5 separate regions of the Homo sapiens genome follow, and all the other regions are linked to region 5. A link is a contact called in ENCODE Hi-C or POLR2A ChIA-PET data. All regions are on one chromosome and are shown on one strand. Each heading gives the region's core, a stretch centred on a gene start or an enhancer-like site at or near the end of the contact. The rest is flanking DNA. Distances are from core to core; before and after follow the strand shown. Region 1 overlaps LOC107985695 (a long non-coding RNA gene). Region 2 holds the start of GSPT2 (G1 to S phase transition 2). Region 3 holds the start of MAGED1 (MAGE family member D1). Region 4 holds the start of HDAC6 (histone deacetylase 6). Region 5 holds the start of CLCN5 (chloride voltage-gated channel 5).

Region 1 (2,700 bases), core at 27-2,526, 1.3 Mb before region 5:
TCCTGGCTAACACGGTGAAACCCCCATCTCTACTAAAAATACAAAAAATTAGCCGGGCGTGGTGGCGGGCACCTGTAGTCCCAGCTACTCGGGAGGCTGAGGCAGGAGAATGGCGTGAACCCAGGAGGCGGAGCTTGCAGTGAGCCGAGATCGCACCACTGCACTCCAGCCTGGGCGACAGAGTGAGACTGCCTCAAAAAAAAAAAAAAAAAAAAAAGAGTACATTTTGGGCCGGTTGCAGTGGCTCACATCTACAATCCCAGTACTTTGGGAGGCCGAGGCAGGCGGATCACCTGAAGTCAGAAGTTGGAGACCAGCCTGGGCAACACGGCAAAACCCCGTCTCTACTAAAAAAACATAAAAACTAGCCAGGCATGTTGGCGGGCGTCTGTAATCCCAGCTACTCGGGAGGCTAAGGCAGGAAAATTCCTTGAACCTGGGAGGTGGAGGTTGCAGTGAGCCCGGATCACGCCACTGCACTCCAGCCTGGGAGACAGAGGGAGACTCCATCTCAAAAAAAAATTAAAATTAAATTAAAATAAAAAAAGAACATTTTGGCCTACAATTCCTGACAAAGATGGAATGTGGGCAAATGCATGATGACCTGGATTATTTCTGGGAGAATTGTAAAGAGTTTCTGTAGTCAGCAGAAATGCTTTGAATACTTTCCATATATTAGTTCATTAATCCCCCATGAAGTACAAGTAGGGGAAACTGAGGCACAGGGAAGTTGACTAATTTGCCCAGGGTCACAAAGTGAGTAAGTGGCAGAACCGCTATTTGAACCTAGCTGCGCTCATAGTGCTTTAATCTTCAATCAGCGAGGATCGTCAAGTTGGCTGCTGGATCTTTCTGGATCTTTTTTTCATTACCTCGCCTTTCATGTTGTTTGTCCACATAGCTTGAGGCTTTATCACAGATTGCTCTTGGGGGCAGTGTTACTCCAGAAATGCCGGAATGCTCCGCTATTCCTCACTCCACCCCTAAATATACAGCATCTCCTCCCGCCCTTAAGCTCTGAAAAAAATGCTGCGGAGCCAGAAAGGCTGCAGAAAGCCGGGTGTGACCACTGGCTCTGTAGCCAACCTGTTCCCTGCTGCTGCTGCTGCTGCTGCTGCTGCTGCTGCTGCAGTCGTTTGGTTTCCTCTTTGAATCTGAGATGATTCTGAGGTCTACACTGCAAACTCTTGGCATATATCATTTCTAGAATTCCATTCCTACTCGACCTAGGCTGTGAGTCTGCACTAGTTCGCGGCACGTTAGATCGCGCCCATTTCCCTTATTGGCAAGTTGTCAGGTTGAGGAAGCTCCAGGCCTGGAGGAGGGCATCTCCAGCCACCAGCCATGAAGCCCAGGGCCTCAGGCACCTTCTGGCCTCCGGGTGGCCTCCTCTATTCGCTGACCCAGACACTAGTCCAGTGGTTCCCAAAGTGGGGTTCCCTGGCAGGCAGCAGCTGCCTCGCTGGGAATCTATTAAAAATGCATACTCCCAGGCCCCACCCATGACCCACTGAATCAGAAGCTGTGGGCCTGGGGCCCAGCAGTTGGTGTTTTCAGAAGCCCTCCAGTGGACTCCAATGGTTCCTAGAGTTTCAAAAGCACACTGGGCTAGGCCAGGTGTGCCAAGAGAGAAGTAGCTTTTTGGCTCAAGTCCTCACAGGAATGGTCAGAGGGTCCCCATCAGTCTATCAGTGTGCACCATACAACGCTCACAGAGGGACACACGTGTGCCCGTGTGCATGCGTCCCTGTATGGACTCCAGTTGGAGGGGGAGGGACAGTTTTGCCTTGTGGTTTTGTCACTCGCCATTGGAAAATAGCCCTTTCCCCTACTACTAAATAGCTTCCCATTGTTTTCTAGTCCCTTTACTTCCATTTCAGAGAGTGTTTTCTCTTCTGTGTTTTTTTGTTTGTTTGTTTTTTGAGACGGAGTCTCACTCTCTCACCCAGGCTGGAGTGCAGTGGCGCGATCCTGGCCCATTGCAACCTCCGCCTCCGGGATTCAAGCAATTCTCCTGCCTCAGCCTGCTAAGTAGCTGGGATTACAAGTGCCTGCTACCACACTCACCTAATTTTGTATTTTTAATAGAGATAGGGGTTTTGCCATGTTGGCCAGGTTGGTCTCGAACTCCTGACCTCAGATGATCCACCTGCCTCGACCTCCCAAGTGCTGGGATTACAGGCATGAGCCACCATGCTGGGTCCCTCTTCTCTTTGGAAAAGTCATCCACGTTGGTTGCAAGTTTTTCAGAAAAGAGGGAACTACATTATAGAAATAAATGGCAAACAGACACCCAACACCCAAGGAATAATTTCTCATCTCTGTCCTTTCAATGTGTATATTTCTAAATGTCCGTGTTTATATTTACATAAATTAAAAAAAACGGTTTACTTGTACGTGTCATTTTGTTTTTATCTTAAATTTTTGTGTTTTTAATTTTGGTGATATATCATTTTGGTTGTACTTTTTCACTTCTGTACATACTGTTACATAACATGCAGTTTTCCAGTAACACTAACTTGTGAATGCATATTTTACAATTTTATTTATATTTATTTATTTATTTACTTTTGAGACAGTCTCACTCTGTCTCCCAGGCTGGAGTGCAGTGGCTTGATCTCGGCTCCCTGCAACCTCCACCTCCCAGGTTCAAGCAATTCTCCTGCCTTAGCTTCCCGGGTAGCTGGGATTACAGACCCG
Region 2 (2,700 bases), core at 71-2,570, 1.8 Mb after region 5:
TTGCAGTGAGCTGAGATCATGCCACTGCACTCCAGCCTGGGCAACAAAAGTGAAACTTTGTCTCAAAATAAAAAAATAAATCCATCTATGTGACACCATCTTGTACTAAGCAGATTGTTTGGACTGAATAGTCTTTCTAGGTATGTCACAAAACCTGAATTCATAAAAGCAAAAGGTGACAGATTTGAGTACATGAAGACTAAAAACAGATTCAGAGAATAAGTTTGTATTTTCTATGTCAGTTTGCACTAAATTAATTTACAAACAAGGTCGCTGAGGCTTTGACTCAACTGTTAACACTTTCTGAGAGTGAGATTCTTTTGATTAGGGTCTTAAGGTCTTTGTTCATCTCAGAAGTCTTAATTGGTTTAATTAGGCTGACACCTACAGCCCTGTCTCATTACCATAAACTGTAGAGGGGTTCAACATGACACTGATTGTTTCTTAGAGCAAAGCCAGTGCAGTGAGTAGGATTCCAGGCCCCCCGGAATGAAGCAGGAAAACCCGAGGCCTGTGGATGCAGGATGTACTAGGGAGGTGCTGGGGAGTAGTGCAGATAAACCCAGAATTCAGTTGGTTGGTAAAACAAGAGTGATCTGAGTCCTGTGCTTGTCTACGTGATCCACCATTGAATGGCAGGCCAGCCATTGTGCAGGCATCTGCATATGAAGTGACTGGAAGCTTCACTGGAACAAGGATCTCCTTGGAAATTCTCTCCCCTCAGACAGCCAGGGTGCTTAACATGAAAAGAAGTTGTAACCCTATCCTTAAACTATAGAAGCCATCAGCAGAAGTTACAGGCTTATGGGGGCCCACTGGAAAGGGAAAATCAAAAGGCCTGTGGATTTCAAATTAATGAGTGATCTTAAGTTGCATTTCCTAAGTTCGGCTACAGACTCATATATTTCATGAGTCCCTCCCTACCCATTCCTTGCCTCTCCCTTCAGTTGCTGGGTTTCTGAATTTCTGTATAGTTAACCCTTATCTTGCCTCCCATTTGTTCAATAGAAATGATCACTTTTACTTGAATCTTTTGGTAGAATTGTATACCATGTGTTCCTGTCTAGGTTTAATCATCAGATTGTGGTCAAATTGCTCTGCCAGACTGTGTGAACAAAAAAGTGAATGGAAATTTTCGTTTTAAAAAATAATACTTTTGGACTTAGCCCGTGGCTAAGAAGAAGTAAGGAAGCCAAGCGTACGGATAGCAGCGAGGGGTCAATCCACGCCCGGCGTTGGGTCGGGGGTGGAGGAGTCGGAAGTGGTTGGGGTTTGGGGGAGGAGATCCGCTCACACACAAGAGGAGAGTGTTGAGCCGCCATATCTGCTGCTGCCGCCGCAGTTGCGAATGCAGCATCGGCGCTTAGCTGCCTCCGCGGTGCAGCTAAGGTTCGTGTCGCTACCCCTTGGCCCTTCGCTCTTGCTGCCTTAACCCCGCCGGCGGAGCCCGCTCTTCTGGCCTGTTGAGCCCGCTCCCTCACTGCCACACAGCAAGTTCCGAGACCATGGATTCGGGCAGCAGCAGCAGCGACTCGGCGCCCGATTGCTGGGACCAGGTGGACATGGAATCCCCGGGGTCGGCCCCGAGCGGGGATGGAGTCTCCTCTGCGGTGGCCGAGGCCCAGCGCGAGCCCCTCAGCTCGGCTTTCAGCCGTAAGCTCAACGTCAACGCCAAGCCCTTCGTGCCTAACGTACACGCCGCGGAGTTCGTGCCGTCCTTCCTGCGGGGCCCGACTCAGCCGCCCACCCTCCCGGCCGGCTCCGGCAGCAACGATGAAACCTGCACCGGCGCGGGATACCCTCAAGGTAAAAGGATGGGACGGGGGGCACCTGTGGAACCTTCCCGAGAGGAACCGTTAGTGTCGCTTGAAGGTTCCAATTCAGCCGTTACCATGGAACTTTCAGAACCTGTTGTAGAAAATGGAGAGGTGGAAATGGCCCTAGAAGAATCATGGGAGCACAGTAAAGAAGTAAGTGAAGCCGAGCCTGGGGGTGGTTCCTCGGGAGATTCAGGGCCCCCAGAAGAAAGTGGCCAGGAAATGATGGAGGAAAAAGAGGAAATAAGAAAATCCAAATCTGTGATCGTACCCTCAGGTGCACCTAAGAAAGAACACGTAAATGTAGTATTCATTGGCCATGTAGACGCTGGCAAGTCAACCATCGGAGGACAGATAATGTTTTTGACTGGAATGGTTGACAAAAGAACACTGGAGAAATATGAAAGAGAAGCTAAGGAAAAAAACAGAGAAACCTGGTATTTGTCCTGGGCCTTAGATACAAATCAGGAGGAACGAGACAAGGGTAAAACAGTCGAAGTGGGTCGTGCCTATTTTGAAACAGAAAGGAAACATTTCACAATTTTAGATGCCCCTGGCCACAAGAGTTTTGTCCCAAATATGATTGGTGGTGCTTCTCAAGCTGATTTGGCTGTGCTGGTCATCTCTGCCAGGAAAGGAGAGTTTGAAACTGGATTTGAAAAAGGTGGACAGACAAGAGAACATGCGATGTTGGCAAAAACGGCAGGGGTAAAACATTTAATAGTGCTTATTAATAAGATGGATGATCCCACAGTAAATTGGAGCATCGAGAGATATGAAGAATGTAAAGAAAAACTGGTGCCCTTTTTGAAAAAAGTAGGCTTCAGTCCAAAAAAGGACATTCACTTTATGCCCTGCTCAGGACTGACCGGAGCAAATATTA
Region 3 (2,700 bases), core at 201-2,700, 2.0 Mb after region 5:
TTTAATTTTCTGCCTTTTTGAGTTTCTCCAGTTATCCTGGAAGCATAGCAGCGTGTGTGTCCTTGGGTAGGACCCACTTGCTGTGCATTCCACTTTGCACATTGAGAAACCAGGCCCAGAGAATTGAGTGACCCGTGCGGGCTCACACAGCTCGAGACAGACAGGCTGGGCACTCCATTCCTGGAATTCTGAAGCCCAGCCCAGTTTCTCTCCATAAAACCACAGCTGCCCCAGGCCCCAGCCCTGAAAGGAACCAGGGCTTGCCATGGCTCAGACACACAGGTCTGATTGTCCTGGCTGCTCCAGTGGGCACCAGGAAGGCCTCAGGGACAGTGTGATTGTATCCCTGATAAGGAAGAGGCCTGATGTTCTGAGCACAGAGTGGACCCCAAGGAGCAATTCCCACGCCTGGATGGACCCACACAGGGCAGGGGGAGGGTGGGGGCCTCTGCTTGTGTCCTCCTGAATGCAGAGCATGAGCTTGGGCCTCCTAGAACACAAACTTTGCTTGTTTGGTACAAATGGGGTGCCGTGGTCTGTTGCTCAAATGGAGGAGGGAGGGGTACCCTTAGTCCCCAGGCCAGCATGAGCAGAATGTGGGCTTTGGAGTCAGGAAGACCCAGACCCAAATTTTGCATTTTGTTTCCTGGCTCTGTGGCCTTGTCTAGTTCATGCAATGTATCTGTGCCTCAGCTTCCTGATCTGCAAAATAGGGGTGCTGACATCCACTTCCCAGGGCTGCTGTGACAGGAAGACAAGCCCCAGCACAAATCCTGCTGTGATGTACAAGCTGTGCCCTTCCCTCCTTTCCTCCCCCAACACACACAAAATGAGTCCATCACCGGAGCTGCAGAAAGAAAGGGAAGAAACTAACGTTCTTTCTGCGTCTGGGAGCTTGTGGGGGCGGGCAGGGGGTGAGGGAGAAATCATGGAGTCACGTGGCAGCCACAGACTTACTACTACTACTTTGTTAGCTCCAATAGTGTATCCTCTCAGGCCATTCCGTTTCCTCAGCAGAGGTCTAACACTTGTTGCAATTAGAGACCCCAAACAGAGACCTAAGCATGCTGGACAAGGGGGTGGAGATGCAAGCCGGCCTGACAGGAGGGGCCTTGAATAGGGGAGGGACGGAATAGAGACGCATTGCGGAAAAGGTAGGGGGCCGGTGTGTGGGGCAAGGGGTGGGACCAAGAGGCACAGCGCATCTGTGGGGGAGGGGGCGTAGAGGAAGGGGAGGTGCTGTTGTATAGTGTCGACCTGGTTGGTGGTGGGGTGGTGTGTTGGCAAAGGGGGCGGGACCGCCTTCCAGCGCACATGCGCATCATGGTCTCCAGGACGAAGCTTTTGTTGGGAAAGCAGGCGGGACTGACTTTGGCTCTTCAGTGTTTGCGCATGCGCGTAACGTCCTGAGGCGGTGGGTGGTATATTAGGCGAAGAGGCGGGGTCGCCCAAGCTGCCGCGCTGGCATTTTCTCCTGGACAAGGAGAGAGTGCGGCTGCTGAGAGCCGAGCCCAGCAATCCCGATCCTCTGAGTCGTGAAGAAGGGAGGCAGCGAGGGGGTTGGGGTTGGGGCCTGAGGCAAGGTGAGAATTAGCCCCCAGACTGGGCATCTGCCCCCTGGTGCGGGCCCCCATTTTTTTTTATCCCGATCCCTTCACCCTGGATTCTGAATCCCCTTCCACCCCCCAAACCCCAATTCAATGCCCCTCCCGATCCTTCCTGATTCAAAACCCCTGTCCGATCCCTCCCATCGTTCGAAATCCTCAGATTCCTTGACCTCGATCTGTACTGTTAGATGATTCCTCCTGACTCAAAACCTCCATGCAACTTCCCAAATGCGAATCCCAACCCAACCGCACCCCCGCTCCGAATTCAGAACTCATCTGCTTCCCGATCCCCATTTGAAGCTTCGCCCTGTCAGTAGCTTCTCGGGGTTCAGAACCTCCATCTGGACGCCCATTCACTTTTACCGCTCCGATCCGTTCCTCCTCACATTCACCTTATCCGCCCGCACAGTCAGACCACAGTCACCCCCCTCCCAATTAGGTCCTTCGTATTTGCCCTCTGTAGTATAACGCCCTGCCCCTCTCCCACAGCCCCCAGGCTCCGCTCTTGCCAGAGGGACAGGAGCCATGGCTCAGAAAATGGACTGTGGTGCGGGCCTCCTCGGCTTCCAGGTGAGATCTCCACTCCCCACCCCACCATTTCCCCAGCCGACAGTCACCCCTCCCCGCGGGCCTCTTTGGTCTCCCAAACGCCGGGATCCGGTTTGACCCTATTTAGTGACTAGACTCCGTGGGCTTTTCGAATTCCCATCGTTTATCGAAGGGGGGGAGGGGCGTCTCTTTTCAGCCATCAGTCCCTGCTCAGAGAGAGGGGAGACCCTGTTAGTAGTCAGGGCAATCTGCCCAGAGAATGCGGGGTGGGTAAGGAACCATTTTTTTTTTTTTCCAGAATCCTGACGCTTGTAGAGCAGTCTGTCACCCCCTCCCCCAGCCTCCTGCCTCCACCCTCCCTCTTTCTGCATTCCCCACTCTGTGCGACCCCCCTTATTCTCAACTCCGCGATCCGCCTGCCGTCCTGAGCTGCTACTGCACGCCTCTTGGAGCGTCCCCGGCTCCTGTTCGTGCCCACTTTCCGCATACCGCCCCACCCCTCATTTTGCCCTTGCCCTACTTCACCCCTGCCACATGTTTAGTA
Region 4 (2,700 bases), core at 35-2,534, 1.1 Mb before region 5:
GAGGACAAACCGGCCTCCTGCAGAGCTGACATTTAGACATGGAGTGGGAGTTGCGGGGGAGAGGGGGTGCCTAGGGACAGCTCCCCAGACGCACACACACTTTCTATTACTGCTTGGGAGCAGTGGTTACCCGTTGGAGGGGGCAGATAGGGAGAGCTGCTGCCCATGAGAACTCCCATCCTCAAGGCCATTCTGGCCCTGGGCACTATTATTATCACAACTTTCCAGATGAGGAAACGGAGCACAGAACTGTTCAGCAACTTGCCCAAAGTCACATGGTTAAGTCCCGTAACCTCAGTTTCCTTATCTGCAAAGCAGCCTTAATAATGGGAACTACCTCATAGAATTGTGGTTTACAACGATGCCTGTCACATAATACTTGCTATCATTACCATTCCCTGCCCCCACTAAGACTCCTTCCACTCAGAATATTGCGGCAGAATATTAATAGCTAATATTCGGCCAGTGTTTCCTGTGTACCACCATAGTGAATATTAACTCGGAAAATCCTCACATTTAGCATCGTCACCACGCCTATTTTGGCCGCCACCACCAACGTCCAGTGGCAACCTCGCTCTCGGCCCAGCCACAACCAGCCCGCCCGCGCTACGTCATCACGGCGCGTCGCGCGGGAAGTCGCGGGGAAAAGGTAAGATGCCCCTTCCTAATTCCCTCGCTTCCTTGCTTGCTCTCCAGACACCGCCGACCCGAAGGGCTCCTAAGTGACTGGACAGGGACGGAGGGGCGGCGGCTATGGCATCCGGGACGACAGCGACGATAGCCGAGGCAAGAAAAAGCTTGCACCGCAGCCCTGTCGGGAACCGCCGGCGCCTGCCTTTTACGTAGGCGCAGCACAGCTGGCGTAGCACGCCGACGCACCGCCCCGTCGCCTGTGAGCTCGCGGTGTGGCTCAGCCCAGCTGGCGTAGCACGCCGACGCACCGCCCCGCCGCTTGTGAGCTCGCGAGAGGTGTGGCTCGCGCGAGGGGCGCGGCCTTGAGGCACGGTCCCCTCTGGAGGCGGGATCTGGGCGGGCAGTCGAGAGACGAGGCCCAATGGAAAAGAAAAGCCTGAGCGCTCGCGTCCCCACAGGTCGCCAGAAACTTGGTGGAGCGAGCCAAGGGCGGAGTTTGAGAAAGGGGCTGCGTCCAATGAGTGGAGCGGTGAGTACAGCGCGTCGACGGCGGAGGCGGGAAGGGGGCGGAGGCCGACCGAAGGCGGCTAGGGACTGGCTGAAGAGGGTTAGCGAAACGTTAGCGGTCGGGTCTGGGCAGGGGGTGGAGCTGGTTGAAGGAACGGGGCAGTCCCCTGAGGAGCGGGGCTGGTTGAAACGCTAGGGGCGGGATCTGGCGGAGTGGAAGGTACCGGTCCGGCCCGATAAGGGGTGGAGTTAAGTGAATCGTTAAGGGTGGAGTCGAAACCGGGGTCGGGGCCGGGGCCGGCTGAGTGAAAGGGTGGGTGATTATCCCGGGAGATAGGCCGAAAGGGCAGGTTCGTGAAGGAATGGGGTCTGGGCTGGGCTTAGAGGGTCTGGGAATGGGGCTTAGGAGAGTAGAAGGGGCGGTGATTGGTTGGAAAGGGCAGGCCCTAAGACGGACTGTGTGAGCCCGGGGGCTCATTGCTCCGTGAAAGGGCAAGACCAGGGAAAGAGAATCGTGTAAAAGGGGTGGAGTCTAGCGGGCCGGGCGGGGCCGGGTAGAATGGCCACCTGAGTGGAGGGAGAAGGCCTGAGAGAGGCGGAGTTTGGAAGGCTGTGGAGAATCAGATCGCGTAAGGAATGGAATCTAATAGAGGGGGCGGAGCCTGGAAAAGGGCAGAGAGGTGGGGTCCTCAGGGCACACTAGCCCCCTCACATACCCACGCTCCTCCCCCCACCCCCAGAACCGCGGCAGGGGCCAAGCCTCCTCAACTATGACCTCAACCGGCCAGGATTCCACCACAACCAGGCAGCGAAGAAGTAGGCAGAACCCCCAGTCGCCCCCTCAGGACTCCAGTGTCACTTCGGTGAGGCCCTAGACCCGCCCTGATGAGGGGGAGAGGGAGCAAGTTGGTCATGCCCTGGACTCTGACCCTTCTCTCTGATTCACAGAAGCGAAATATTAAAAAGGGAGCCGTTCCCCGCTCTATCCCCAATCTAGCGGAGGTAAAGAAGAAAGGCAAAATGAAGAAGCTCGGCCAAGCAATGGAAGAAGACCTAATCGTGGGACTGCAAGGGATGGTGAGCAGGGCCTGGCTGCAGTTTAGCCTCGTATGACAATCAAAACCCAAAGGTTCCCCACCCTGGACAGTTCCCTCTGACTCAGGGCCTAAAATGGATCTGTGTCTCCTTTTTTTTTTCCTCTGCAGGATCTGAACCTTGAGGCTGAAGCACTGGCTGGCACTGGCTTGGTGTTGGATGAGCAGTTAAATGAATTCCATTGCCTCTGGGATGACAGGTGAGGCTGGGTCCTCCAGGCTGTCTCCAAACCACAAAAATACACACACTTAGAGCCCATTAGCAAGAATAAATCTTTTCTTACCCCAGCCTGGATACTGGAAGCAGATGATTTGGGGAGGTAGGGCTCACACTTGAAAGGGTTCTTTTATGTAGCTAACAAACATTTATTGAGTGCCTATTGTGTGCCAAGAGTTGGTGATACAAATGTACCAAACAACAGACAGGGGTCCTTCTCTAGGAGCGGATTGATGAGTAGGAGGGCAG
Region 5 (2,700 bases), core at 99-2,598:
CTTTGACACAGAGAAGCAGCCTCAATTTCCAACCCAGGTGCAGAGCTTCAGATAAGGGGTATCTGGACACAACATTCCACATCTATCTTTATTTTGTGGTTCCCAAGGAAACACAACTCTGGGTTCACTTTGCAGTTCAGACCTGATGGTGACCCCAAATGACAGTACTGCTTTGCTTTGAGCTTACCAAAAACACTGCTTTGTTTAAAATTCACCTAAACTCCACTCTTCTCTCCAATCCTATAATGACTCCATGTTTTTCTGTTTGATGAAATGCCTACCGTGTGCAGTCTCTCATATTGCAATGGGTCAAAGCCTGACTATGTCGGATTACAAATTTGTCCCCGGTAGCCTTATGCTGATTGGGCTAGGATAGGGGTTTTTAAATCCCTGACCACTTAGCTTGTCCAAAGTAGGCATTCCAAATTGTTCACTGCAGTAGAGTACCCTGGTTCTAGTTAGATTACTTGGATTATATGGATTCCAGTCTCAGGTCTGCCAAGAACTAATTAGCTGGATCATCTTAAGTGAGTCAGTGCACCCCATTTGGCCTAAGTTTTCTCTTCTGCAAAACGGTGTGCTGTTTCTTTCAAACCTAGGGTAAGGGCTTTGGAGTAAGTTAGACCTAGGTTGGATTCCCAGTTCTACCACGTACTAGTCCTGTGACTTCAGCTTTTCTGAGCCTCTGTTTTGTAATGATTAATATGGAGATAATACAGTACTAACAACTGCAGTATAGTTTTTGCAGCGTTGCTGGAAACATCAAGTTGGCTGTTAAAAGTATCACTACGTTTGATCACTATTCCTATTCCTACTATTATATGAGTTTAGACAAGTTACTTAACCTTTCTGTGCCTGTGTATTTTTATGAGTAAAAATGGAGAAATAACCCTCGGGGTTATTGTGAACACCAAATGAGACGAAAAAAGTAAAGGGGTTAGGAGAGTGCCTGGCACATAAGAAGCAGCTCAAATTATGTGATCTAATGTTATTAGTATTAGATTTCTACTACTAATTACTCTGTGGGCCGAAAGCTCAGGATAGACAGTTTCATTCTAAGGACAAACCTTCTCCCCAGCAAAAAAAGGCACTGCAAGCTGGAAATAGTGAAACACAATGGGGCATTGCGTTTTCAAAGGCAACTGACACGCCCAGCACTGGGATAGGACCCGCCCGCCCAGTCCTCATTAAATATGGCAGCGAGCGGGGCCGACGTACTGCGGCTGCGCAAGTTGAAACTCCTCCTGGCAGCTCCTCCCCGGCGGGCCTCCCCTCATCTCGGCTGGGTAGAGGTGCCGGGTGTGAGCTCGGCGTGGCGCGCACGCGCAGACGCTGGCTGGGCTGAGCCGATACTCGCGAGGCGCCCTGTCACATGAGCCGCGCGCCCGCTTCGCTCCCCCTCCTCCCCGGCTGGGCTGTGTGAATGAAGCTCTGCCGGCTACGTGGGGCGCTCACTCAACTTGGTGTCCTGGACGCCAGAGCCGACCGAGCGCGCTGCCCACCGGCGGCGGACACGGGCTCCGCCGCTCCGGACCTCGGCGACAGGTAAAGGCAAACGGGCTGTCCCTTCCCCAACAGGTCCTTGGCGGGCCGCTGGCCCCCGGCCCACCCCCGGAGCACCCCCTAAGCGCAGCGACACAGGGGAAGCGCAATCCCGCTGGCTTGGACCCCCGGAGATGGGGCTTCCCCGCGCCCGGCGTTGGCAGCCCGGCGCTTAGAGGAGGTAGACAGGCTAGTTCCAGCCAGTGCTGAGCGGCGTCTTCCCGGGAGCCCAGCCCTGTTCTCCGAGTTATGGTCCCTGGGTTGCCCGAGCGAAGTTTCCTTGCGGAGCGGCGCCAAGCCCGCCCCGCTTTTGAATCGGAGTGTTTAGCCGCCTGCGTCCCCTTTCCCGGACTGGGGTAGGGTGACTTAGGCTGGCAAAGCTCAGCCGAGGCCCGGCTCTTCTCCCTCCGGCTCTGGACTTGCCGCTGGTTTTGTATGGGTCTTAGCAAAGTGGAGAAACTCTCGGAAAAGTAGTTGCTGCGCTGTTTTCCTTTTGCCACTTAACGCGCGTAGCTGGTTCTCTCCAGACTTTCGAGCCTTGCTCTTGAGCGCCTTGATCCACACGGGAAAAGCTTTGCCTTTACATTGACGCACGTTTCCTTTGATTAACATTTCAGAGCAAATCAGTTGCCTGGAGTTCCCAGTGAAGTTGTACCTGTGCCCGTGCGATAACGTCAGTGGAAGCTGCCCCGAGTAAGTGAGGGAAATCTAGAAGTTTGGAGCATAAAAAACCAGCACGAATCAACTTTACATAAACTTCATACATTTATTAGCAACTGCTCGGGTTTAACTTCAGGGATGTTAAATTTCGCCTAGTCCCACGGGACGATGATCATTACTTCTTAACTGCACGCGAAATAGGAGAAGAAAAAAGGCAAATCAAAACAGACTGTCCCAGGTCTCAGAGAAGTCATCGGAGCGCTTTTTCCTGCTGAATTCACCCTAGGAGTTTGTGAGTTCCTAGTTTTCTTGGACTTCGCGAACTTTTCCTTGTCCAAAGCACTGTCTTTTCTCTGTTGGTGTTTTGGGACTGGTGTACACATTAACCCTTTTGTCATTAAAGAAGGCCAACACGATTCTCAAGCTAGTATTAGCCTTCAGTGTTTGTGCTTTAGCACTTTCACTTAGGAGGTGGAGGTGTTGGTTGTATAAAAGATA

What was found. Hi-C counts contacts between places; a loop is a spot of excess contacts on that map. ChIA-PET counts read pairs that join two places held with the same protein, here RNA polymerase II (POLR2A). Pooled maps may share reads with other maps.
Region 1: a pooled map shows a loop between it and region 5 (24-fold over the local background). The contact joins the enhancer-like site here to the promoter of CLCN5 in region 5. A Hi-C loop is called at or near these places in 2 of 168 maps with a recorded cell type or tissue (IMR-90 and endothelial cell of umbilical vein), 2 of 37 single-sample maps with no recorded cell type and 11 of 50 pooled maps. POLR2A ChIA-PET finds 5 or more read pairs at or near these places in 1 of 52 experiments (endothelial cell of umbilical vein).
Region 2: a loop to region 5 is called in a pooled map, with 18 times the contacts of the local background. The contact joins the promoter of GSPT2 here to the promoter of CLCN5 in region 5. A Hi-C loop is called at or near these places in 5 of 50 pooled maps.
Region 3: a pooled map shows a loop between it and region 5 (14-fold over the local background). The contact joins the promoter of MAGED1 here to the promoter of CLCN5 in region 5. A Hi-C loop is called at or near these places in 9 of 50 pooled maps.
Region 4: a loop to region 5 is called in a map of ascending aorta, with 7 times the contacts of the local background. The contact joins the promoter of HDAC6 here to the promoter of CLCN5 in region 5. A Hi-C loop is called at or near these places in 2 of 168 maps with a recorded cell type or tissue (ascending aorta and naive thymus-derived CD4-positive, alpha-beta T cell) and 11 of 50 pooled maps.

Annotation. Positions count from the first base shown.
Region 1 is chrX:48,630,580-48,633,279 of GRCh38, forward strand. The region is part of intron 1 of LOC107985695 (a long non-coding RNA gene); the gene reads left to right. Among named protein-coding and RNA genes, the nearest start is that of WDR13, 34 kb to the left of the region's middle. RefSeq lists an enhancer at 1,249-1,318. Within about 2 kb of position 1,277, at least 2 of the 41 ENCODE cell types and tissues checked have a DNase peak (open chromatin) inside an H3K27ac peak, as active enhancers do.
Region 2 is chrX:51,742,122-51,744,821 of GRCh38, forward strand. It overlaps GSPT2 (G1 to S phase transition 2), which reads left to right and starts at 1,321. Exons shown (of 1, transcript NM_018094.5): 1 at 1,321-2,700. The coding sequence starts at 1,506.
Region 3 is chrX:51,892,173-51,894,872 of GRCh38, forward strand. MAGED1 (MAGE family member D1) reads left to right here and starts at 1,451. Exons shown (of 13, transcript NM_006986.4): 1 at 1,451-1,583; 2 at 2,097-2,177. The coding sequence starts at 2,133. RefSeq lists enhancers at 746-865, 1,506-1,595, 1,908-1,957, 2,178-2,227.
Region 4 is chrX:48,800,783-48,803,482 of GRCh38, forward strand. HDAC6 (histone deacetylase 6) reads left to right here and starts at 1,285. Exons shown (of 29, transcript NM_006044.4): 1 at 1,285-1,360; 2 at 1,881-2,003; 3 at 2,089-2,217; 4 at 2,346-2,434. The coding sequence starts at 1,911. RefSeq lists a cis regulatory region at 1-136 and enhancers at 1-475, 597-866, 713-1,226, 1,857-1,936.
Region 5 is chrX:49,921,248-49,923,947 of GRCh38, forward strand. It overlaps CLCN5 (chloride voltage-gated channel 5), which reads left to right and starts at 1,349. Exons shown (of 15, transcript NM_001127898.4): 1 at 1,349-1,545; 2 at 2,160-2,235. RefSeq lists a silencer at 1,611-1,660.